2 separate regions of the Homo sapiens genome follow, and region 1 is linked to region 2. The links are chromatin loops, found by intact Hi-C in ENCODE. Cell type or tissue: heart right ventricle. All regions are shown on one strand. Links, peaks and the distances in the headings refer to the core of each region. The heading gives the core; the rest is flanking DNA. Region 1 holds the start of LOC105374654 (a long non-coding RNA gene). Region 2 overlaps DAP (death associated protein).

What was found. Peaks named below come from ENCODE experiments on the same cell type or tissue, not always from the same donor. Only the 100,000 strongest peaks of a DNase experiment are listed, where the experiment ranks them.
Region 1: it touches region 2 in a loop (3-fold over the local background); 3 of 110 quality-filtered maps call a loop at or near these places.

Annotation. Positions count from the first base shown.
Region 1 is chr5:10,959,446-10,971,881 of GRCh38, forward strand. It overlaps LOC105374654 (a long non-coding RNA gene), which reads left to right and starts at 5,260. Exons shown (of 4, transcript XR_925791.3): 1 at 5,260-5,675; 2 at 10,544-10,662. CTNND2 (catenin delta 2) reads right to left here. Exons shown (of 22, transcript NM_001332.4): 22 at 12,391-12,436. RefSeq lists an enhancer at 2,760-2,969. In heart right ventricle, for the core only: no CTCF peak of the experiment used is centred there; no DNase peak of the experiment used is centred there.
Region 2 is chr5:10,683,416-10,695,851 of GRCh38, forward strand. DAP (death associated protein) reads right to left here. Exons shown (of 4, transcript NM_004394.3): 3 at 114-156. Among named protein-coding and RNA genes, the nearest start is that of DAP-DT, 71 kb to the right of the region's middle. RefSeq lists enhancers at 1,330-1,409, 1,510-1,819 and a silencer at 11,873-11,932. In heart right ventricle, for the core only: a CTCF peak has its summit at 6,587 (motif pointing left); no DNase peak of the experiment used is centred there.

The DNA of each region.
Region 1 (12,436 bases), core at 1,669-9,668, 280 kb after region 2:
ACTCAGTAGCAACAAAACTAATAACCTGATTTAAGACAGTGTAAATACTTAAATAGACATTTATCCCAAGAAGCCATGCAAATGGCCAACAGGTACATGAAAACATGCCTGACATTACTAGTCATCAGGGAAATGCAAATCAATGTCACAATGAAATATCACTCACACCTGTTCAAAAAGATGAACAATAACAAGGGTTGGCCAGGATGTGAAGAAAAGGGAGCCCTTGTACACTGTTGGTACAGCAAAATGGTACAGCTGCTATGGAAAACAGTATGGAGGTTCCTCAAAAAATAAAAAAAATAAAAATACCATATCAATATGGTTTGGCTGTGTCCCCATCCAAATCTCATCTTGAATTCCCACGTGTAGTGAGAGAGACCCTGTGGGAGGTAATTGAATCATGGGGGCAGGTCTTTCCCATGCTATTCTTGTGACAGTGAGTAAGTCTAACGAGATATGATGGGTTTATAATGGGGAGTTTCCCTGCCCAATCTCTCTTTTTATGCCTGCTGCCATCCATGTAAGATGTGACTTGCTCTTCCTTGCCTTCTGCCATGACTGTGAGGCCTCCCCAGCCACATAGAACTGTGAATCCAGTTAAACCTCTTTCTTTTGTAAATTGCCCAGTTTCAGGTATGTCTTCATCAGCAGCATGAAAACTGACTAATACACATATCATCTAGCAATCCTACTTCTAGGTACTTATCTAAAAGTATTGAAACAGGATCTTGAAGAGATATTAGCATTCTAACATAGTTTGTGACACTACTGACAATAGTCAAAATGTGGAAGCAACTTGTGTTCAGTGACAGATGAATGGATAAAGAAAATATGGTATGTACATACAAAAATATTATTCAGTCCTAACCAGGTGCGGTGGTACACACCTGTAATCCCAGCTGAGGCAGGAGATTGCTTGAGTCCGGGAGTTTGAGGCTGCAGTGTTCTCTGATTGTGACTGTGAATAGCTGCTACACTCCAGCCTGGGCAACATAGCAAGACCCTCTCTCTAAAAATAATATACATATATTTTTTAAAAAGGAAATCCTGCAGTATCAGATAACTTGAATGAAACTTGAGGACATTATGCTAAGATAAATAAGCAGTCACAGAAGGATGTATACTGCATGATTCCACTTAAATGAAGTATCTAAAATAGTCAAATTCAAAAAATCAGGGAGTAGAATAGTTGTTGTCAGGGGCTGGGGGAAGGGGAAATGGGGAGTTGCCAGTCAAAGGGCGTAAAGTTTCAGTTAAGCAAGATGAACAAGTTCTAGAGATCCGCTGTGCAATGTTGTCCCTATAGTTAACAATACTGTATTGTACACTTAAAAATTTGTTAGAGGGTGGATCTCATGTTAAGTGTTCTTACCATCACCACCACCACAACAAAACACAACCAAAACCAAAAAAGGTTGCACACTCGTACAGTAGTTAAAAATGTTATGGGCAATGGTATGCTAGAGCTGGCCTGTAATGGCTCACAAGAGCTGATTGTTAAATTTTCAGGAAGATCCTCGTTAAATATAGCCATTATTAAGTGTTAAATGGTATAAATTTACAATTAAACAAATTAAATTGAAAGTAAAGGTAATAAATATTCAGAATACATCACAAACGTAATTATTTCACTACATTCTACTACTATCTATGTTCTAGAGGTTACCTAAGTTATTATCTATTTTATCTGCATCCTGGAAAGTACATACAGGTTTACAACCAACCACCACTTTCAACTCTGCATTCAGAGACATCATATTGGCAGGTTGAAATTGGTTATGGTGTGTGAAGTTACACCACAGAAACTGGCAAATGCCATAAATCACATATTTTTTTTTTTGAGTCAGTTGTTAAATGTTCACCAGACACCACTGTTCCTAAGCCAGTTCTTCACAAAAGACTTCACAAAGACTCCAAAATGGAAGCAGAACTGATATTACCACCAATTTACTAATACAGAAAGAGAGACCCAGACATTAATTAGCTTGTCCAAAGAAGCATTCGGAGTCCTACTATACTCCATATTTTTACCATTATATAATTTTAAAATCATTTATTAATAATTGAAAGAGTCTCAATTATCTATGATCATCTATGATAATTGAAATTAATTATTAAATTCTTACATTTATTTTTACTTTTTCCTATAAAGCATAATACATTATAAAAATCATGGTAGAAATATAGATTAAACTAGGGTTGCCAGGTAAAACACAGGACATCTAGATAAATTTTAACTTCAGATAAATTATGAAAACATTATTTAGTATGTTACAAATATTGCACGGGACACATTTATAACAAAAGAAAGTTGGAGGTCGGGTGTGGTGGCTTACACCTGTAATCCCAGCACTCTGGGAGGCCAAGGTGGGTAGATCACAAGATCAGGAGTTCGAGACCAGCCTGGCCAACATGGCGAAACCCCATCTCTACTAAAAATACAAATTAGCTGGGCATGGTGATGCATGCCTGTAATCCCAGCTACTTGGGAGGCTGAGGCAGGAGAATTGCTTGAACCCGGGAGGTAGAGGTTGTGGTAAGCCAAGATCGTGCCATTGCACTCCAGCCTGGGCAACAAGAGCAAAACTCCATCTCAAAAAAAAAAAAAAAAAAATTGAGGTTATTTCACTCAAATTCAGTGAAACACTAGCTATGCTTTCATATTAACAAGACAGGAAGTTTTCTTACTCTATTTCTATTAAATTATTTTTTTAATCTGTAAGGTACATGGACGTACTTTGGTCAAGAATTAGGCCGAGGCAGACATCCAGGCCTGCATGACTCAGCGGGACTGGTACGCAGGTGCACACCTCCACTTGTTACATAACCTGTTTGTGTAAGCTCATACTTGGCTCTATGCCACTATTGTCTTTTTTTTTGAGATGGAGTTTCACTTTCTCATTGCCCGGGCTGGAGTGCAATGGTGCAATTTCAGCTCACTATAACCTCTGCCTCCCAGGTTCAAGCGATTCTCCTGCCTCAGCCTCCTGACTAGCTGGAACTACAGGTGTGTGCCACCACGCCCATCTAATTTTTTGTATTTTTAGTAGAGATGGGGTTTCACCATGTTGGTCAGGCTGGTCTCAAACTCCTGACCTCAGGTGATCCACCTGCCTCAGCCTCCCAAAGTGCTGGGATTACAGGCGTGAGCCACCGTGCCCGGCCGTATGCCACTATTATCTGTAAAGGGTATAACTGCCCTGCTGATGCTGATACATGCTGCTTGGCTCTCATACCCAGAGAGAGAGAGAGTAATGCTACTGACACCTGTAAGGGAGAGCTGGCCTTGTAGGTAAAGGAGTGCAGCTGTAGGTGTGGGGGCGGCAGGGGCTGTGGAGCCAGCTGCTGAGAGGAGCCACAGAGCTGGAGCAGACGGCCAAGATAAGGGTGGACAGTGCAAGAGAGAGCTAGAGTGAGTAAGCTGCTGATGAAAGAGCTACTGAATAAAACTACATTTCACCCACCTACGGCCCTCCAAGTGTTCTTTCAGCTATCTGCCACCTACCCACTCCTCTCAGACCTCAGCATGGGCTAGAACCTGACCCTGGGCCTGACATTTGCTGTAAGAGTGGACCTGACAAAATGACTTTCTTTACCACGTCCTCTGGTCAGTTCTACCTTTAAACCTTTGCTAGGGTCAAAGTTAATTGCATAAATAAATTGCTTACGATTACCTAGTGCAGGTACGATAACCTAGCGACTTTGAATTTCTACCTAAAAGGGACTGCCAATCTCCTTTCTGACTTTTTAGACATCTCTGGAACAGTCTAAAACAAAATAGAAGCATTTAAAAACACCATTTCCTTTTCCATTCATGGCCGTTTCATCACACAGTTTGCACAGTCATCTCCTCCTGGGGGGGATAGAACAGTCTCCTTGTCATTAGCACACTCTGGGGTCAGGTGTATCTTGGCCAGTGGCTTTAGTTTTTTACGGATTAGAAATTCTTAGGAAAGTAAGTAAAGCTGCCCTTCAGAATCTTGGGTCTTGAGTGAACAGAAAATCTGGTTGGGATACCTCTCTAATGGAGCTCAGGAGTGTGCCTGGACCAGTGAAGCAGTTGTTGGCAGGTTGATTATTGCACCTGTAATGCCGAGTGTCTGGCTATTGAAAGCTGGCGGCATTCATCTGGGCCATGTTTCATTTGCTGCGAATGCTCTTTATTTTTAACAGGGCCCAAGGATTAGTGGCAAAGAGCTCCCCTTAGAAGGTATGGGACTGGGAGTTGTGGAAACAGAGCAGGCAGTTACATTGCATTGGTAATTTAGGTGGCGTGTGTTAGCAGAAAAGGAAGCGATAAAGGGCCTTGCATTTTGGAGGCATTCCCATTTGGAAACAGTATTCTCAAAGCCCGACTCAGAAGAAAGACGTATCATTGCTCAGTTTCCTAGCCTGTGTGTTATTCCTTAGTTGTTTCAACAATTTGATCATCTTTCAATGATTGTTCTCATTGGTTATACATTGTGAACACATGAAGAACATAATTACTTAAGAACCTGAAATTGCTCTTAATAGTGTATTGAGGCAATAATACAATTTCAAATGCTTTCAGTTGTAAATCTGCAGCATATTTTACTGGTGGTTGAATGAATAAGATATATCAGGATGGTAACTACAGAAAGTGTCTATGGAACACTTTTCTGCTTACCAAAATTGGCATTGAGTTTTAAAAAAGTAATTATATTTTCCTAACTTTTCAGAAAAGTATGTTCTTTTTATAATAAAATGACAATATGAGTACTTAACTGGGTTTTGTGTTGAGATTGCTTCCATCGGTCCAGGCTTCTGTTACTTCCTAGGAGTGGGCAGGAAGGGTCTCTATAATGTGATCGTGAGTACTTGACCATTGCCTGTTGTGGAATATTCTTGTGATTGGTGCTTTTTAGTGCTCTTAGAAGAGAGCCAGGTTATTTCTATCTCCTGTTCTGCTCTCCTCCACTTTGGCTTTAGCCTAATTGGGCTCCTCATGGTCATAAGATGGCTGCCAGGAACAACAGTGGCTGAATGCTTCCTTCTCATTCAGCTGGAGGAAAATAAAAACTCAGGATCCAAAACCTTTTCTCCGCTCACATTTACGTTAGTTACATTATTTGTTTTTCACTTCTTCTAGCAAAACTCATCATTTTTGCCATTATTAAGAAATATTGGCTAAATGTTTGAAAGAGGAAGCTGAACCCATTGCTGCAAAATGTTACAAGCTTTGTGGTAGATTGTACCAAAAAGGCCACTGTAGTATTTCTATCCCACAGGCTCTTCCAGAATCTTGCCACTCTTCCATCAAGAAACACAGTCTGTTTCCCACCCCATCCCCTGAAACTGAGCATTATTTTGCCGCTGCATTGACTGATGGAATGCATCCCGACTTTTGCGCCTGGCTTTTTGCCTTGGGATATGGGTTTTGGGAGCTTTGAGATAATATGTAAGAAGTTTGGCTGCCCTGAAGCATCCCTGCTGGAGAGACCTGGTGGAGCGAGCTCAGAGGACGCCTGAGGAGCCACAGCTGTCCCTGTACCAGCTACTTGAGTCTTCCCAGCCCAAGTGCCAGACAGCTAAGTGATTGAGCCTTTAAGTGAGTCCAGCTTTCAGCCCCGTGCCTCCGCAGCTGACTCTGAGTGCAGCACAGCTGAGTTGTCCCAGTGGAGTACAATCCAGGTTACAAAGTCTTGAACAAAGTAAGTGTTTCTCTCTCTCTTTTTCTTTCTTTAAAGCACAACTTTTGAAGCAGTTTGTTACAGAGCAATAGAAAATCAGAATTAGTCTAGTTTAAATTCTGTACGTGTGTGATTTTCAACTCTGTCTTTGATAATTAAGAGTTGGCTGTATATTCAGGTAGTAGAAATGGGATAGTGTTTCCATTGATGACAGGTTAGCTCAGGTGTGCACATGCAGTCTTAATGTGGCCGATGGTTTGGGTGTAATTCCCACAAAGGCCAGTTTACTTTCCCCTGCTCCATGACTTAACTGTGTGGTTATCTCACAGATGTCTGCTTGCAATTATGAGGCATGAAGAATCCTTGCAGCCATTAGGAAATAGGCACCTGGCTTCTCTGCTGAGCGAGCGAGTAATGGAAGCTGTGATGAGAACTCTGAACAAAAACATAGTGTCGGTTCCATCAAGGGCCAGGCTTCTGGTAGACTGATCATATGAGAAGTGAGGATAAGTAGCCTGGAGCAGATGGGGTTGTAATGGGGTAGTAAGGATGAAAGTCTAGAAGAGAGATCAGTAATTGATGTGGCAGGTACTGGTGGTGTCGGCTGCATGGTGAACAGCAATAGACACCCAAACTCACAGAGCTAAGGATCAGACTTATTCCATGTTGCCCTGTGTGGATGTCATGGTGCTGAGTAAAGGGTGGACCCTGAAAAATTAGACTGAATTAGACTTTTTCCTCTTTATGTCCCCTTTGCTTGGCACACTCGTAATCATCTCTTGAGCAGAAAAGCCCCAGTTGAATATCCAGCTGCAAAATTTTATATTCAGCTGCATGATATCACAGCATCTTCCCCTTCCCCCCATTTTTTTTTGAGACAAAATTTTGCTCTTGTTGCCAGGCTGGAGTGCAATGGCACAATCTTGGCTCACCGCAAACTCCGCCTCCTGGGTTCAAGTGATTCTCCTGCCTCAGCCTCCCGAGTAGCTGGGATTACAGGCATGCGCCACCACGCCCCACTAATTTTGTATTTTTAGTAGAGATGGGGTTTCTCCATGTTGGTCAGGCTGGTCTCAAACTCCCGACCTCAGGTGATCTGCCTGCCTCGGCCTCCCAAAGTGCTGGGGTTACAGGTGTGAGCCACCGTGCCTGGCCCTTATTCCCCTTTGCTAAAAGAAAGCAAGGCTGAGGATACTAGTAGTGAGCAGGACAAGGAGAACAAATGTTAAAATACAATGAAGGCAATACAATACCATACAAATAGAAGGGGTTGTTTCTAAACCATTTGCACAAGCATGAATTACCTTTGCCTTGGTTTAAAAGTTTATTTTGCTGTCCTAAAATAGTTCTTCATTCCTTATGTGATTGTCCCAGCCCAGGGTCTCAGCTCAATTGCTAGCCCATTCCCAAACTTTTCACTGCCTCAGCCTCCTACCTCCCGTTCACTCACCCTCACCTGCTTCCGGAGCTACTCCCGAAAGTCCTGCGCAGTCTGCACATTGCAATGTGCAAAGGTTTGTTTTCGGCCATTTTTCTTCTTGTCATCCTCTGTGCCCACCAGTGGCATTTGCTGCTCTCTGCACGTGAAATGCTGTCCTTCCCTGGTTTGGATAAAGTACACTGGTCTCATTCTTCCCGCCTCCACCCCACCTGGCTTTCTCCTCAGTCTTCTTCTGCCTCACGCTGCTTCCCCAGGGGTTCTCATCATGCTGGGACTCTCTTTTCTCCAAATCTTCTTTTTCATGGATGCTCTGTCCACACCCACTTTCCAGCTTTTAACCTCAAAGAGACACCCAATTCCACATCTCTAGTTCAAAGTACCATTTGCACATCCCACCGCCCTCTGTAATTGCCATCAGCATGGGCAACTTCACATGTCCAAAACCAAGTGGATTTTCCTCGCTGGAAAAGTTTTTCCTCCTTGTCATGGATGAGTAGAAACTCAACTAGCAAAGCAGGCACTTGACCTTCCGTCTCTTCATCAGTTCCATCATAAGTAACTTGTCTACACCTAAAGCCTCATCAGCCACGAAGGATAAGGAAGAAATAAGACCCACCCCCAACTCCCTAAGCACACTAGGTAATAAAGAAAGTGGAGTTTTAAGTCAAGTTTGGGCCTTAGTAAGACAATGGAATTCTTGACATAAACTTCAACAATAACTACATAAAAATCACACATTTTTATGTGGTTATAATATGTGCTGGACTTCTGGTTACCTAGGCTCACACCTCAGAGGGATCTTTGGGTACCTCCATCCTTCACTGAGCAGTAGCCAAGGTCTACTAATTTTATTTCTACAGTATTTCACATTAGTTTTATTTCTCTTGACTGTCATTCTTTTAGCTCAGACGCTTATGTGTTTTTTGGATCATGGCTGTCAAACTTTAATGTTCCAAAAAATCACCTTTTGATAATGCAGATTCTGGTGTGGGACCCAATAGTCTGCATTTCTAGTGAGCTACCAGCCGATGCTGATGCTGCTAATCCCCGGACTACACTTTGAGTAACGAGGTTCTAGGTTAATTATTACAACAGCCTCAGAAGTGATTCTCCCTAAACCAGTGGTTCTCAACATATGGCCCCCAGACAAGCAACATTAACATCGCTTGGAAACATCTTGGAAATGCAAATTCTTAGCCAGTTCCAGTCCTACCCAATCAGAAACTCTCTGAATAAGCCATCCAGGTGATGTACTCCAGGTGATTCTAATGGATGCTGAAGTCTGAGACTCACTTATCTAGATCTTACCTTTACAACCATCACACACACCCACACCCCAGAATCTTTGCAACAATGTTGTAAAATTTTTTTGTAGTGTTTCTGCAATATGGCTTTCTTCTTTTTGTCTGTTTGTTTATTTATTTATTTATTTATTTAGAGACAGGATCTCACTATGTTGCTTAGGCTAATCTCCACCTCCAGGACTCAAGTGATTCTCTCACCTCAGCCTCCCCAGTAGCTGGGACTACAGGCACACGCTACCACACCTGTCACAATAGAGCTTTCAAGGGCCTCAAACTTTGTCCCTAGTGGGTTTCTCTCTCGCTCCATCCTCCTCCTACTCCTAATTTTGGAGTGAAATGTATTGCAAATTGTTCTCTGTTCATTCCCTATCCTTCCTCCATCTTCTCCTTCACTTGTTTCTTTTTCCTGAAGCACCCTCATCATTGCTCATTGGAAGCCTCTCCACTCCTTACGTTCTTGCCAAACACCATCTCTGCTGTCTCGTATTCCTCAGATCACTCAGCTAGGAGTGCATCTTTTCCCTTCCTTTAACTCAGTAGTGGTTAGCGTATCGTGCATCACACTAGAGTAGTGGTTCTCAACTGGGGCCGATTTTGCCCCCTGGGGACATTTGCTTATACCTGGAGATGGTTTTGATTGTCACAGCTGCAGATGGTGGTGCTGTAAGCATCAAGTGGGTAGAGGCCAAGGATGTTGATAAATATCCTAGAATGCATAGGAAAGCATTTCACACCACCCCCAGACAATTATTCAGCCCAAAAATCAGTAATGCACTGGCCGAGAAGCCCTGCAGTAGAGCAGTATGTTTATCTTGTATTTTCTCTGAGATTGTTGTCCTCACCACCCTGGGGTTATGTCTTTGTCATGCATGCAAGTTCCAGTACAGAGAACCAGGTGCTTCATAATGTCTTCATTTTATTGAGAAACTGAGCAATCAAATATTGTAAAGTTTAAAAATGTGTGATTTTTATGTGGTTATTGTTGAAGTTTATGTGGAGAATTCCATTGTCTTACAGGCCCAAACTTGAGTTAAAACTCCACTTTCGTTATTAATTACCTAGTGTGCTTAGGGAGTTGGGGGTGGGTCTTATTTCTTCTCTATCCTTCGTGGCTGATGAGCTTTAGGGGCAGACAAGTTACTTATGATGGAACTGATGAAGAGACGGAGGGTCAAGTGCCTGATTTGCTAGTTTGGAACTGGGTATTGCGACAGGGGCTGTATTAGAAACCTTCTGTCTGGAAAAAACATTAATGGGTCCCCTGCTTGGGTGTATTCTAGTTGTTGTTTGCAAGCAACTGGAGATCTTGGTCTCTTTGCTTTGTACAGCCAAGCATTGTCGAGGACACCCAGAAGTCTCATTCCTATGTACCTACAGGTTACAAAGCGGTATGTTGCCTTGCGATGAGGTGGTGTGCACGAGGCTCTCTTGCCCACAGGGACCTCTCCGCAGGATGGAGACCAGCACACTTTAATGTAGATTCTGATCTGAAATGCACCACAGGAAGGGAACTGGTTCTGAGAGCCGAACCAGGCTTTGGTAACTCATAAGTCCAGTTCTCTTATTAAGCACTTGGGTACAAGCTCATCTGTGTGAATCCCTTGGGGCAAACTGAACTAAGAAATTTTCTGATTTTAGAAGGTAATTTGGGTGTGCACCACAAAGTCCATAACAAGCTCAGCAGAGTCTGGGCAGGACCTGGTAGTCAAATGCACCATGTGTGAGAAACATCGGAGGAGTCTCATGAGGTCGGAGAAACAAAGACCATTCATAGCTTGGAGTTTGTTCAGGTGAGCTTTTGCTACCAAGTGCATTACAGAGTGTTTTTTTGGTTTTGGAGATTTGGGGATTTTAGAGAGACCCAGGGATACAAGGCTGCTGATAGGAAGGTCAGTTTGGTCTTGATGAGATGGTTACCCGGCATGAGTTTCTATTATAATCTCATTTCGACCACAGTGTAGAAATGAAATGTCAGATGGGGAGTGGAGCCATGGGGCCTTACAGGAAACGTTGCCATGGAAAATCCTGCAACATGTCAGCAGTCTCCGGCATGTCAGCAGCCTCCAGCCTGTGATGTGCAGATCTCTAAAGCACTCCATGGGCTCCCCTGATTGCTGGCTTATTTTTTTCTCTTTGTCACACAGAGGTTCCTTTGGTCTTGAGATAAAGGTCAGGTTTCTGTGAACCGACTGGCCGCAGCCTTTCTTCTCCTGCCGTCTGAGGTGGAGGTGAGCTGAGGCGCCTGGAGTGTTCTATTTGGTAGGTAAGAGACCCCAACAGCCTGGATGAATACTTTTGTAAACAGCATTTTGTCAGACAAGAGCCATGTTCATTTCCCTGTTGCCGTGTGAGTGAGAATACTGTATCTTCAGACAGTCAGACCTCACTTCTCGGGGGCACGGTTCTCAGAGACGAAGGGGACAGTATCAGACATTAAAAAGGAGCTGAAGAGAAACAAGACATACCAAATACACTGAGGTTTTTTGTTTGTTTTTCCTACTGAGTTTAAACACTGCTTTTTTAAACAGCAGCTTTCCATAATGCACGAGTCTCATTAATATGAAATGGGTCATCATTGGTTAACCTTCACTTAGGTTAGCTCCAAATACAATGTGACATCTTATGTCACCCTGATTCTTCTAAACCTGATATTTTATTGTCTAATGCACAACTCTTAATGAGGATCATAACATTAATGTGTGATAATAAAAAGATCTTATTGTTAAATGCTACTATTATCCATAATGGTATAATGGTATAGGGACTGTTTCTTAATCAGTCCCTGGTGACCAATACCCTCAAGAACAAAAAAAAAAGGGGGTCTGTGTTGTACATCTTATTAAGTGCATTGGGTTTTTATGGTCTACCATAGGGACTGAACAGAAAAAGAAATTTCCTCGCTTCCCCTCTTTCCTCTGAAAAACACCATTCCCATTTCTGTAGGAAAATTCAGGGTCTGGAGGCTCTTGTAGATGCAAGACACAGCCACTTGTGGGAGGGGGCCTTACTTACTTTCAGGACAATCAAAGCCAAAACAAAGGTTTCTTGTCACTTGGGGCTTTTATCCAATACATCCCATGTTACAAACAATAAATCACTGGCTGACCAACCTTCTTTGCCAAGGGAACCTGTGGGGGCTTTAGGCTATTTCATAGTTCAAGTAAGACCCCATCTATTGACTTACCTACCTCCATCTACCTATCCATCCACCATCTATCATCTATCTATAGCTATGTATTATCTGTCATCTCTCTCTCTCTCTCTCTGTCTATATCTATCCTCAATCTATTTGTATATGTGCCTAAAAAGGAAAAATGGATTGGCTTGAATAATTACAAACACTTTTAAATTTTTCCCACTATCTCTCCTTCTGATGCTGGAGGCTCCTAGCTGAGTCAGCTAATCACAGCCTGGCACAATGTGCTCTCAAAGAATTATGGGATGCAAAGACATCCTTGGTCTTCATGAGTCGCAAATGTAGGGCATGCATTAAGACTCAAAAATCATAAAGAAAATATACGGTTTCTACTAGGAGGAGGAATTCCATAGCACATTAATTCTGTGGCACAACTCCAACCAGAGAATGAGTCCTATTGCTTTCTTCTGGAAAGGTTAAGCCAGCCCTTATGTTATAGGGAAGTCATGTCCATATCACATTCTCTTTACTGTTGCATTGTATGATACAGATGAAGTGGAAACCCTGTCTTCAATGTGCCATGTTTCTCTCTCTCTAGAGGGTCTGAAGCATTCCTGTGAGGGAATCCAGAAATGTGGAGTCCTGTATGTCCAACTAGTACATAATTCACACATACATTTCTGTCTACTGCTCTATTCTGAAAGTTAACTTTTCATTTCCAAAACTATGCGTGAATTGACTATCATCATTTGATTGTTGTTAAATTTGGAGAAAGAACCATTTACTTGAGACTTGGAGCTGAATTAAACTATGTAGCGTGAAGGGAAGCCAGTTTTAAAGGACGATGGCAGCCAATTTCTTTTGTTACTGATGTTTTTATTTTTTCCAAGAACAGTTAACA
Region 2 (12,436 bases), core at 2,245-10,244:
GAGCAGTGGTGCTGGGTTATTCCAGGTAGAGTTTAACAAAACCAGAAGCAACCAGGAGACTCCATGCTGCCATGCAAAAGCCTCAAACCCACCGCAGACACTCCCAGACTTACCCGGGCGATGACCCCAGAGATGAACACAGTGGGTTTAGGTGGACTGGAAAAAAAGAAGGGAAAAGGCAGATTTAACAAAACAGTCCACAACAGGGAACACGGTGGCAGACGATGTGTATGTGGATGAGCCAGGCTGGAGGGCGTGGAGGCAGAATGGGAAGCAAACCTCTCCTCTGCGTTATTTGTTGTAATGATCACACTACGGGGCTCGGGAGCCTCCTTCTCCTGAGGCTAGTTCAGCCCCAAGTACGAGAGAGAAACAGACTGCAGCCAACTGCGAGTGAATTGCCTTCAACCACTTTCTATTTGTGTTTTTTTTAGGGACAGGGTCTCTGTCACCCAGGCTGGAATGCAGAGGCACGATCATAGCTCACAGCAGCCTCCACCTCCTAGACTCAAGTGATCCTGCTTCAGTCTCCCGAGTAGCTGGGACAACAGGTGTGCAGCATCATACCTGGCTATTTTCTTTTATTTTTGTAGAGACAGGGTCTTGCTATGTTGCCCAGGCTAGTCTCAAACTCCTGGCCTCAAGCCATCCTTCCACCTTGGCCTCCCAAAGTGCTGGGATTACAGGGATGAGCCACTGTGCCCAGCCTATTTTTGTTTTTTGGTTAAATCAACACATTTTAACTATGGGCAAGCCCATTTATTTGGATTTAATGAGATCGTGAAACAGGCGCTTCCCTAAAGCAGGGGAGAAGTAGCTTTACATGGTGTGGACTTGGAGACTTTCTCACTGCCTCCTCAACCCTAGGCTTCCCCTTCCAGCGTCCTCACAGGGGAGATTCTAGAGCCAACACAAACCTCCCGTCCCCATCAATCCCTGAGCATTACAAATATAAGGTCCTTGGGAAACATGTCACCTCTTGACATGTTAACTCACACTGAGCTCACCTAAACTGCCGAGTATTGAGGGAATGGATGCAGTACCAAAGCAGTACAGCTCAGTGTGAAAAAACAGACAAGCCCAAACAGGCTCAAATCGCCAGCAGGTCTACCACCTGGAAACACACACTGTTAACGTGGGGCTATCCTCCCAGGCTTTCCTTCTATGGACAGATGTACGTGCTTGTCTTCTTATTAACTTTTTTCTTACAAAAATAGTTATACTGTTTTGTAATCTGCCTTCTGAACTAAGGCTATGGCAAGCATCTCTCCATGTAATTATATACTCTTCTGTACACTTATTTTTTATGGCTACGTGTGCCATAATTTAAAAACATCAGGACACAGTTTGAGGTAGTGGACAAGGTGTGTGCACTTCCAAATGCCTCCACCAAGAGGTACAGACACCCAAGACCTGGAGGTGAATACAAGGTCAGCCCAGCTGGGACAGCGCGATCGATCGGGGACACTCACGGAGGTGGGTGGAGGGGAAGCATCTCCCTCTTAGTTCAGTTTTGCTTAAGGCCAGTCCTGCTGGGTAGAGGGGGTAGAATTTATCCCCTGAGCTCACCAGCCTGTCTCTTCCCAGCTCTGCTTCTCCTCTGCTGCCAGTGGTCTTTTTTAAGGAATCCACTTGTCTTAGCTTTGTTTTGCTGCAGTCAAAAGTCCCAGCATTCCGAAAGTTCACTGACTGTTTACTTCCCCAAAGAGTTTACCAAAAACACCTGAAATTCCCCCAAGTAATTTCTGTTACTTCGCGACATTAAGAAACTTCAAGTTTTACTAAGCAGCACAGAGATGCCCCATACATTACCTTGGTTTTATTTAGTGTTTGTTGTGTGGTTACCCAGGTTGGATTTTTTTCCCCTTCCTTTACGTACATGATTTAGCTATAGGATTAATAGTCGGCCAGAAATGAGTAAGCTCAGCTCAAGTTTAAAAGTCCCGCCACGTGGTATAACTGAATTCATTTGGATTCTTAAAGCACATCCTGCTGTGATGGCTGATACCATCCACAGGGGAGGGCTTCCAGGGATTCAGGGCCAAGGAGTTTGCATCCAAAGCTCAGGAACTGTGGTCTGAATTCTAACATTTTAGAAAAGATTTGGAAAGGAATACACAAATGGCAGCACAAAGTTTCTTAACGTCGTTTGGAATGTTCTTTTAAACATCTAGGAACAGCCTGAAGCAGGGATGGCCCCACTCTGGTAGCGAATCATATAGTATCATCTTCAACAAGGCACAGCCGTCTTTCCGTAGCAGGAGTGCACAGTGGCTTCCACTGTCTCCATGTCCTATTTGTTTTTTAACCTGCTGAGGCTCTGAAAGGCGGAAATGCAGGACATCACCCCACTCCAGAAACTTGATATAAAATGTCATCCATAGAGAGTCAATCTAGTAAGAATACATGCATAATAAAGGGAATTAGCTTCCTCACCAAACTGAGCCCTAAAAGGTGGCTGAGGAAGCTTGAGTAATTATATACATATATAAACACCCTCCCCTCTACAGACACACACACACACAAACAAACACCTTGTTTTATGGCATCTGCTTATCGCACTTCACAGGTAATGTGTTTCTTTAGGAATTGAAGGTTTGTGGCAACTCTGCATAAGCAAGTCTATGGGTGTCCATCTTCATTATTATTATGTCTGTTACAGTGATCTGTGGTCATTGATCTTTGATGTTACTACTGTAATTGTTTTGGGGCACCACGAACCGTGCCCATATAAGATGGTAAACTTAATCAATACTTGTCATATGTGTTCTGACAGTTCTACTGACCAGCCATTCCCTGTCTCTCTCCTTCTCTTCAGGCCTCCCTATTCCCTGAGACATAGCAATATTGAAATTAGGGCAATTAACAACTCTACAATGGTCTATAATGGCCTGGAAGTATTCAAGTGAAAGGAAGAGTTGCATGTCTCTCACTTTCAATCAAAAGCTAGAAATGACCCAGCTTAGCGAGGAAGACATGTCGGAAGCTCAGACAGGCTGGTCTCTTGCACCAAATAGCCAAGTTGTGAATGCAAAGGAAGAGTTATGGGAGAAAATTAAAAATGCTACTCCAGTGAGCACTGGAGTGAGTGACAAGGAAGTAAAAGAGCATTATTGTTGATATGGAGAAAGTTCGAGTGGTCTGGATAAAAGACAAGCCACAACATTCCCTTAAGCCAAAGTCTAATCTAGAGAAAGGCCCTAACTCCCTTCAGTTCTATGAAGGCTAAGAGAGGTGAGGAAGCTGCAGAAGAAAAGATGGAAACTAGCAGAGGTTGGTTCATGAGGTTTAAGGAAAGAAGCCATCTCCAGAAGATAAAAGTGCAAGGTGAAGCAGCAACTGCTGAGGAAGAAGCTGCAGCAAGTTCTCCAGAAGATCTAGCTAAGATCATTGATGAAAGTGGCCACACTAAACAACAGATTTTCAATGTTGACAAAACAGCCTTTTATTGGAAAAAGATGTCATCTAGGACTTACACAGCTAGAGAGGGAAGTCAATGACTGGTTTCAAAGCTTCCAAGGGCAGGCTGACTCTTAGTAGGGACTAATGCAGCTGATGACTTTAATTTGAAGCCAATGCTCATTTACCATTCCAAACATCCTAGGGCCCTTACGAATTACATAAAATCTACTCTGTCTGTGCTCTATACATGGGATGACAGAGCCTGGATGACGGCACATTGGTTTACATCAAGGTTTACTGCTTATTTTAAGCCCACTGTTGAGACCTACTGCTCAGAAAAAAAGATTCCTTTCAAAGTATTACTGCTGATTTATAATGCTCCTGGCCACCCAAGACCAAGTATACAAGGAGATTAATGTTGTTTTCATGTCTGCTAAAACAACATTCATTCTGCAACCCATGGATCAAGAAGTAATTTTGACTTTCAAGTCTTATTATTTAAGAAATAAGTAATTCCACTGGTAGATTTGGGCAAAGTAAATTGAAAACCTTCTGGAAAGAATTTACTACTATAGATGCCACTAAGAATACTCATGATTCATGGGAGGAGGTCAAAATATCAATATTAACAGGAGTTTGGAAGAAGCTGATTCCAACCCTCATGGGTAACTTTGAGGGGGTTCAAGACTTCACTGGAGGAACTAACTGCAGATGTGGTGAAAACAGCAAGAGAACTAGGATTAGAAGTGGAGCCTGAAGATGGAACTGAATGGCTGCAATCTTGTGATTAAAATCCTCAGGGATGAGGAGTTGCTTCTCATGGATGAGCAAAGAAAGTGATTTCTTGAGCTGGAATCTACACCTGGTGAAGATGCTGTAAACACTGAAAATAACAACAAAGGATATAGAATATTATATAAACTTAATTGATAAAGCAGTGGCAGGGTTTGAGATGACTGACTCCATTTTTGAAAGAAGTTCTACCATGGGTAAAATGCTATCAAACAACATTGTATGCTGCAGAGAAATCTTTCTTTCCTGAAAGGAAGAGTTGATCTATGTTCTATGTCACAAACTTCATTGTTGTCTTTTTTTTTTTTTTTTTTTTTTTACAGAGGGAGAGGGTCTCACTCTGTTGCCCAGGCTGGAGTACAGTGGTGTGATCTCTGCTCACTGCAACCTCTACCTCCCAGGTTCAAGTGATTCTCATGCCTCAGCCTCCAGAGTAGCTGGGATTACAGGCACACACCACCATGCCTGGCTAATTTTTGTATTTTTAGTAGAGACAGGGTTTTGTCACGTTTGCCAGGCTGGTCTCGAACTCCTGGCCTCAAGTGATCTACCCACCTTGACCTCCGAAAGTGCTAGGATTGCAGGCATGAGCCATCACACCTGGCCTGTTGTCTTATTTTAAGAAACTGCCACAGCCACTCCAACCTTCAGCAACCACCACCCCAATCAGTCAGCAGCCATCAACACTGAGGCAAGACCCTCTACCAACAAAAAGACTGAGCCTCACTGAAGGCTCAGATGATCATTAGCATACAGAATTTTTAAATTTTTAAAATTTTAAATTAAGTTATGCATTGTTTTTTAGACGTAATGCTACTGTACACTTAATAGGCTACAGTGGAGGGTAAACATAACTTTTATATGCACTGTGAAACCAAAAAGTTGTGGGACTCACTTTATCACAATATTTGCTTTATTATGGTGGCCTGGAGCAGACCCTGCAATATCTCTGAGGTCTGCCTGTACATATTCATTATTGAAACGCAGACAAGCAAAACAAGTTAAAATCACTTGTACTTCTGTATTACTGTACGTGTGTATTTATAAAGATTGACACACACACACAACTACTGTCCCATCACAACTGCTGAATGGCCATGGAGACTCTGGAGGCTAAAGGAGATCCCCAGCAATGAGGGTGGTCTACCCTGTGAGTACGCCACCCTTTGCAGAGGTGGAGTGGAACTCCAGGACGCAGAGGCGCCATCCAGCAGTAGGGCGCCAGCCTGGAGAGGCCTCCATGTTGGGTGTTCCTGACAGGCTCCTTGGTTGAGCCCAGCCCCACTGTGTAGTAGCTGCCACGTGAGGCTCTCGGGGGACCTGGCTATCAGGAATCTGTCTCCAGCACTGGTCCCCTGTGTGCACTGAGGACGGGAGTCTGGAGCCCAGGGGCCTGCCACAGTCCCGCCCTTCCTCCCTGCCCTCGGTGCTCCTCAGAGGTGCTGTCCTCTGGGCGTCTCCTGCATTGATCACGACAAGGGTGGGGTTCTATGCCTCGAGTATGTACCCGGAGAAATGTGTGTGAACAGTGATGATATGAGATCATGACAGCTCTGCTCTAGCCTGAGTGCTGGAAAACACACACGGAAGCTGAGGCCTAGAAACCAGCCTCTGACTCCCAGGGCACGCTCTTTCCTTTCCTAAACCCACATTTAGCACCTCACTCCCATGTGAGCTGCTCAAGACACTGTCCCATCGCAACTGCTGAATGGCCATGGAGACCCTGGGGGCTAAAGGAGACCCCCAGCAGTAAGAATGACCCTCCCCCCACAGGCCCAGCTCATTCCAGGAGTGTCCAGGGCCATGGTTGCAGGTTGCAGCGTCTAAGAGTCCACAGGAGTCATTCACAGATGGCGCTGTCCTTGTGAAACCCCAAATTCACGGAGATAGCTCCTTTGTGCTGAGTCATGACTGAATCTGCTGAGCTTTAGTGGCTTGGTGGATTCTGCTCATAAAGACAGAGGATGTCAATGAAAATCATGCTAGGCTCAGCATAAGAAATGTGCCTCTGCCAACCACTGGGTGGCGAGGGGTGAGGTGAGGCCCACCGGGTGTGGCGATGAGCCAGGGACTGGTGTCCTTTGTGCTGCATCCTATACAAAGTGGCTAGTCATTCTGCTGGATGTGGTGCTGGCGACTTGGCTGAGTGATGGCAAGACTGAGGGTCTGATGCCGCAGTCAAAGGGACTCACTCAGGATGGAAAGGCCGTGAACTTGCCCTTGTGCACACCCTGAGGGCTGACTCCGAGCTGAGGAGCAGGGACAGGGAATGTCACTCAGTGGCAAGCTTAGGTCAGAGCAGTCTCTTGGGGCACAACCAAAACAGTGTGCATTCCACCTAATTAACCTGGGGAAGAACAACATGAAGGCCTGAGACTTCATCCTGCACTGCTGTGCTCCAGCGCCCCCATCTGTTTGGCACTGGTAAGAAATAAGGCACTGAAAGAAAAGAACCCCATGTGTCCAGCACTTCCGCAGGCGAGGTCCTTGCTTTAAGACTGCACTTTTTACACAATATTCAAGAATTGTGTTGCATGAGAAAGTCTTATCGAGCCGCAAGAGGCGACTCGGCGGGAAGTGACAGGACACCAGACTGAGGGTCTCCTTTAGCTCTGGTCTGCTCAAGGCAAACGTTCTTCCTAAAGACAGTCCAAGCTCTCCCTCCCTTCTAACTTCGCTTTGAAACCCCAGCCAGCTCAGCAACTAATTACAAAAAAATTATGTACCATTTTAGCCATTTTTAAGTATACAGTTCAGTGGCATTAAGTATATTCATATTATTATGCTATCATCACCTTTATCTATTTCCAGAACTTTTTCATCATTCCCAACAGAAAGTCTGTCCCCATTAAACACTAGCTCCCCATTCTCTCCTCCTCCCAGCCCCTGGCCATCACCGTGAGTTTAACTGCCCTAGGGATCTCATGTAAGTGGAATCATACAGTACTTGTCTTTTTGTGTCTGGCTTATTCCATCTAGCATAATATTGTCAAGGTTCATTTATGTTGCAGAATGTGTGGGAATTCTTTTTTGAGGCTGAATAACATTCCACTGTACAGACAGACCACATTCTGCTTATCCATTCATCTGCTGATGGACACCTGGACTGCTGCGAATGGTGCAGCTATGGACGTGGGTGTATAAATATGTGCTCGAGTTTCTACTTTCAATTATTTTGTGTGTAACTCAGAAGTGGAATTGCTGGGTTATATGGTAATTCTGTGTTTAACTTTCTGAGGAATCACCAACCTGTTTTCCACAGCGGCTGTTCCATTTTAGATTCCCACCAGCAACGCACATGGGTTCCTATTTCCCCATATCCCTGCCAACGCTCGTTGTTTTCTGTTTTGTTTTATTCTGTTTTTTTGGATAAAGGCTCTATTCTAATGGGTGTGAGGAAGTATCGTACTGTGGTTTAGATTTAGCAACTAATTTTAAGAATAAGCTTCCCTGCCACAGAATAATAAATATCAATCTGTATTGATCATTCATTAAAGGTCTTTATGAACCAAAAGTCGCCCCCAAAATTCTTCTCTAAAACTGAAAAGGCCATAATTGGCTGTAAGGACATATGGCAGCTGCCCATGAAAAGATGGCAAAAGGCAGGCCTCTTCCAAAATGTCTAACAGCGATATGTATTTTCATGTAACTTGTCCCGTGACAGAGCGTATGTTGTGTTGAAGGTTTTCATCAAGTTTGGCCCAAAGGCTTCAGAGCCCAATCCTTTTTTCCAACTATAATTAACAGCAACTTAAATTGGCAAATAATTATTTATGACGTTTATAAAGTAAAAACAGTTACTAAACTCTTTGAGATGTGGTAGCTTGAACAAAATCTCACAAGCGAGAAACCCCAGTCAAAGGTCTGGGTGTAAGGCTGTACATGCAAAACACACCTATTTTAAATGCCATTAGGCTTCCATGCAAAGTATAACCTACATTTCTCAAGTCTAAGAAGTATGATAGCTGCTTTGAGGATTTATTTAATCTGATGAAAATCATTCTGACAGATGCTGTTTTGAAGATGCAACATTATTTTCTCTCAGGAAACAGAGAGTGAAAACTATCAACCCTGCCCGCCCCATATCCTCAGGCCTTTCCAGACTTTAAAAACTACACTTATTTAAATTGAAAAGAACTGCAAGCCAGGCAGAATTAGCCAGGATTAGAATCCAGATAACACTTCCTATACACTAGCAGAAACTGCAGCTTTTTCACACCCAGACTAAGCAGCCACCTGATGTCCGTGCACGTGGGTCTCTATTGTCCATCTGGCAAGGACCACATCAAACTCTTAAAAGGACCCTTTGTCCTTAACAAAAGTTTGCTATTACTTATTTTCTAAATTTTCTTAATGAAGATTTATACCTTATTGGCATTCTGTGGAAACTGCAGACAGACAGGATAAAATGCCAGAAACGCTCAGTGACTGAGTAACCCTGTGGAATGCAGATATCATCAAGACTGAGTTTGATGGTCTCATCTTTAAAGGAATGTGGAAAGGGCTGAGAAACCCAAATTCATAGTTTTAAAACTTCCCTAAACTCCCAAACAGCAACTATTTAACTCAATATATTCAAGTTACTGCTACCCCAACATGTAACTCATATAAAAATTGAGAAGACTTTTAACATTCTTTTGTGTTCTAAGGCTTTACACCCTCCCTCATCATCGTGGTGCTCTGACAGCCTGGTTTCTGCCCCAGTTCTGAGAGGTGTAAAGCGATGCACTCTTGTGAGTTAGAGCTGGACAGGAGGTTCCCTACCAGGCAGACGGCTGCTGCAATCTATACCTTCATCCTTTCGCAGTTGAGAGCTTAAGGGCCTTCAGTGGGGGCCGCCTGGATGTCTCCCAGGTGGGCCGGATTCTGTCTCCCTGCACTTAGTCCAGCGCCCATCCCAAGTCTAACGCTCTTCCACAGGACAGTCCTTTGGTATTTGAAGAAGGCTACCACAAGCCCCCAGAACATCCCTTTCCCAGACTCAAAGGCATGATTTCAAATTCCTTCACTCTCTCAGCTATTCTCCCAACTGCATTCCAGTGCGGTTTCTAGAGTTTTGCCTAGAACTGTACGCGACACCCCACATGTACCTACTCAGTCCCCACAGGACACCGATATTGCAATAATACTTTCCCCTGGGCTACAGAGAGCAGGTCAGCCAGGAAATGAATCCGGGCTCCCCAAAAGGACCGATTGCTAGTAATCTTCAAATAGGACTGCTACTGACAGGCAACTTGTGAACAAAGTAATTTGTATCTGCTGCCCTGCTCCAGCCTGGCTCACCACAGCTAGTTTTGTGGGGTCCTTACCCTTCTTCCCTTAACCCTGGAGAGCTTCTGCACTCTTAGAAAAATGCAGTGCCCTTCTTCACCCCAAAATAGGATTCTGTGCAACAGGGAGGGTCCGATGTGCATCTGACTGGTCAGCCTCTTCCTTCCCAAGCATCCTGGTAGGGATTAGGGTCAGCTTAGTTACCACGAAGGTGAATTCTGGGATGGGGAGAAACATGCACACGCACACACACACACACACACACACACACACGTGCGTAGTAGTAGTGAAACTGGGAATCTGGTCAAATCTCTGATCCCACTGAAAGTAATCAAAATGGCAGCAAAGGCATTACTGGAGAGTTGTACGTAACAGAATCATTTTCATGTTAGTTTTGACCTGGGTTCATGGAAGTCTACTCAAGTTATCCTCTGCAAATGCTGTCTCCTTTTCATGTAAATGTACTCTATCAGCAGGAAGCATGTACACAGAAGGCAGGGACACATGGCCTTTAATAAGCCACTGGTGCTCTATTTTCCCTAAAGGATAGAAATGATCTCAGGTTGATAAAAGCTACTGTTTATCAATCACCACTATGTACTATGGACCAGGTGCTGAGTTAGGCGCTCCCCTTAGAAGTGCTGTATCTAACTCTCTTGGTCCTGTGAGGCAGGAACTGTCCATTTCACAGATTGGAATGGTAAATCAGAAAGGACCAGTCATTTGCCCAAGGGTTGCACAGTAATAAGTGCTGGGAACCAGACTTGGAACGAGGGCTGTATAGTGCATGTAATCTTGGCTCCAAGCCCAGTCCCCTCATTTTAAAGCAGAGTTTTAGCTTGTCTTCTGTATATGATTTAGAGATGCAGAGTTTTAAGGTAAGCAATCTAAATGTAACCTGAGGGTCCTTTATTCAACCAGACAGTACAATATATTCAAATCTACCTAAAGATTTACTTTCTGACTTGATAGTGGATTTTTTTTCCTGAAAAATGATCACTTATGTCTCTAGCATTTAACTAGCATACAAAGCACTTCCACATAAATCATTAGCTCATCTGAGTTCCTTCGGCAGGTGATGTTCTATTTTACGGAGGAAGAAATGGTGCCTCAGAGAGGCTGGAACCTTGCTTGGGGTCCTGGGGGTGGAGCCCGGGAGGAAGCGCAAGGGCTGTGCTCTTCAGTCGGGTCGTCTGAGATCTCCACCATCTCAGACGACTCTGTTCCTCAGTCTCGGGAACAAAATGCAGGGGAGGCTTCAAACCATTTAACAGATTCGAGGCAGCCGACAGGGCCAGAGACGATTCAGAACCACGCAAAGGAGGGACCGTGGCAAATGGACACCATGAGTGTGGGCTAGAGTGTTGGATGATCCGGGTTCAAATCCTGACTCTGCCAGGGACAAGCTGGTGAGCTGGTGGTTGACTTTTCTGAGGCTTAGTTTCCTTGTCTATAAAACTGGACAGCAACAGACCCTACCTTCTTAGGTGACTCTATATATGTGCATACACACACACACACACACACACGCACATACACACAGCAGAAAGCAACAGATTCTAAACAGGGTCGAAACACAGTTTCCAAATTTGCTTCTAGGCTGCCTGGCGGGCTCTGTGCTTTCCTGAGGAGGGTGGGCAAAGAGACTGCTTTTCCAGGGTAATGACCTTGAGAACTGGGCCGCACCTCAAATCAAACCCTCTGTCAGTGCAGAAGAAGAGGCCCTTGGGCCTCACCCACTGTGTGCTGATGAAAGGTAGTCACAGTGTGTGCTTAGCACTTGTGTAACAGAGAGGACACGACACTAGAGCACTGCAGTGGGAGGACAGGGTACCCTCGATCAGCTTCTGCCCATACAAAGTGAATGGGGCTGGGGGCTCTTCTCATGCACTGATGAAGGGGGTGACATAGGTTGTGGCCCAGCACATGCGCTCATTGACCGGGAAAAGCAGTCTCCTCAGGAAAGCACAGAGCCTGCAGGGCAGCCTAGAAGCAAATTCCAAAACTCTTGTTTTGACTCTGCTCAGAATCCATAGCTTTGTGCTTCCAGAGTTTACAGAAAATATATTCCCAGCTGGGGTGACTTTTTAAACATTTCCCAGTAAGTCGATGGAAAACAAATCCGTTCCTGCCATTTTTAGTTCTTGAAATACCTTCTTGGCTTGGTCTTAATTTATTTGGGCTATTAATTTTCTGGACAGCAAAATAATAATTAGCATGGCTGGTGAGCAGAGGGAAACGTCTCACTCGATTGCACCCAGACATTTCTGGATAACATCATTCTTCAGAGTGTGACAGTCGAGGCTGTCTCCCTCCTTCAGCCTGGCTTCAGCACTGACAACATTTCCACAAGATGGCACTGCTGGTCCTCTCAGCCCGCGAACGCTCCGGCCAGCTCAGCCACCTCAAGGAGAAATGGAAGCCGGCCAGGCACTGCGGGCGAGGGCTGCTGGCACCTGGGCACGAGGGTGCCCCTTCTCCCCAGGAGTGGCTAATTGTCACGAGTCTGACCAAAGGCATATAAAACTCAACTTCAGTGTCGTAAACACAATTCTAAACCCGAGAGAAAATAATCTGGAACCTAATTCCTTCTAAATTTGGCATAAGAAATTTATAACATTTTTCAAAAGGGCACAACCAGAGGTGCTTTTCTAGGTGAGAATGCTTGAGCTCATGTTCACATTGGTCTAACAGCACCTTCTTTGCAGTGAGATGCTGTTTTCATACAACTGGAATCAGCCTTCAAATCCTTCAGTGAAGAGGCTGGGACGGCAATCTGCCCCTTCCTCAGAACTACTGCTTCCAGGACACTGTGATTTCAGGACAAAACTTCATCTCAACCTGTTCTTCTGGGTCTGGGCCAGGTCTGGGTCTGTGTGGGAAGGATGCTCTCATTTGGGGGTTCTGAAATATTTCTCTCCAGGTAGCATTCCACCCACAGATATTTGGCTAATTGTTGATCCAGATGTCA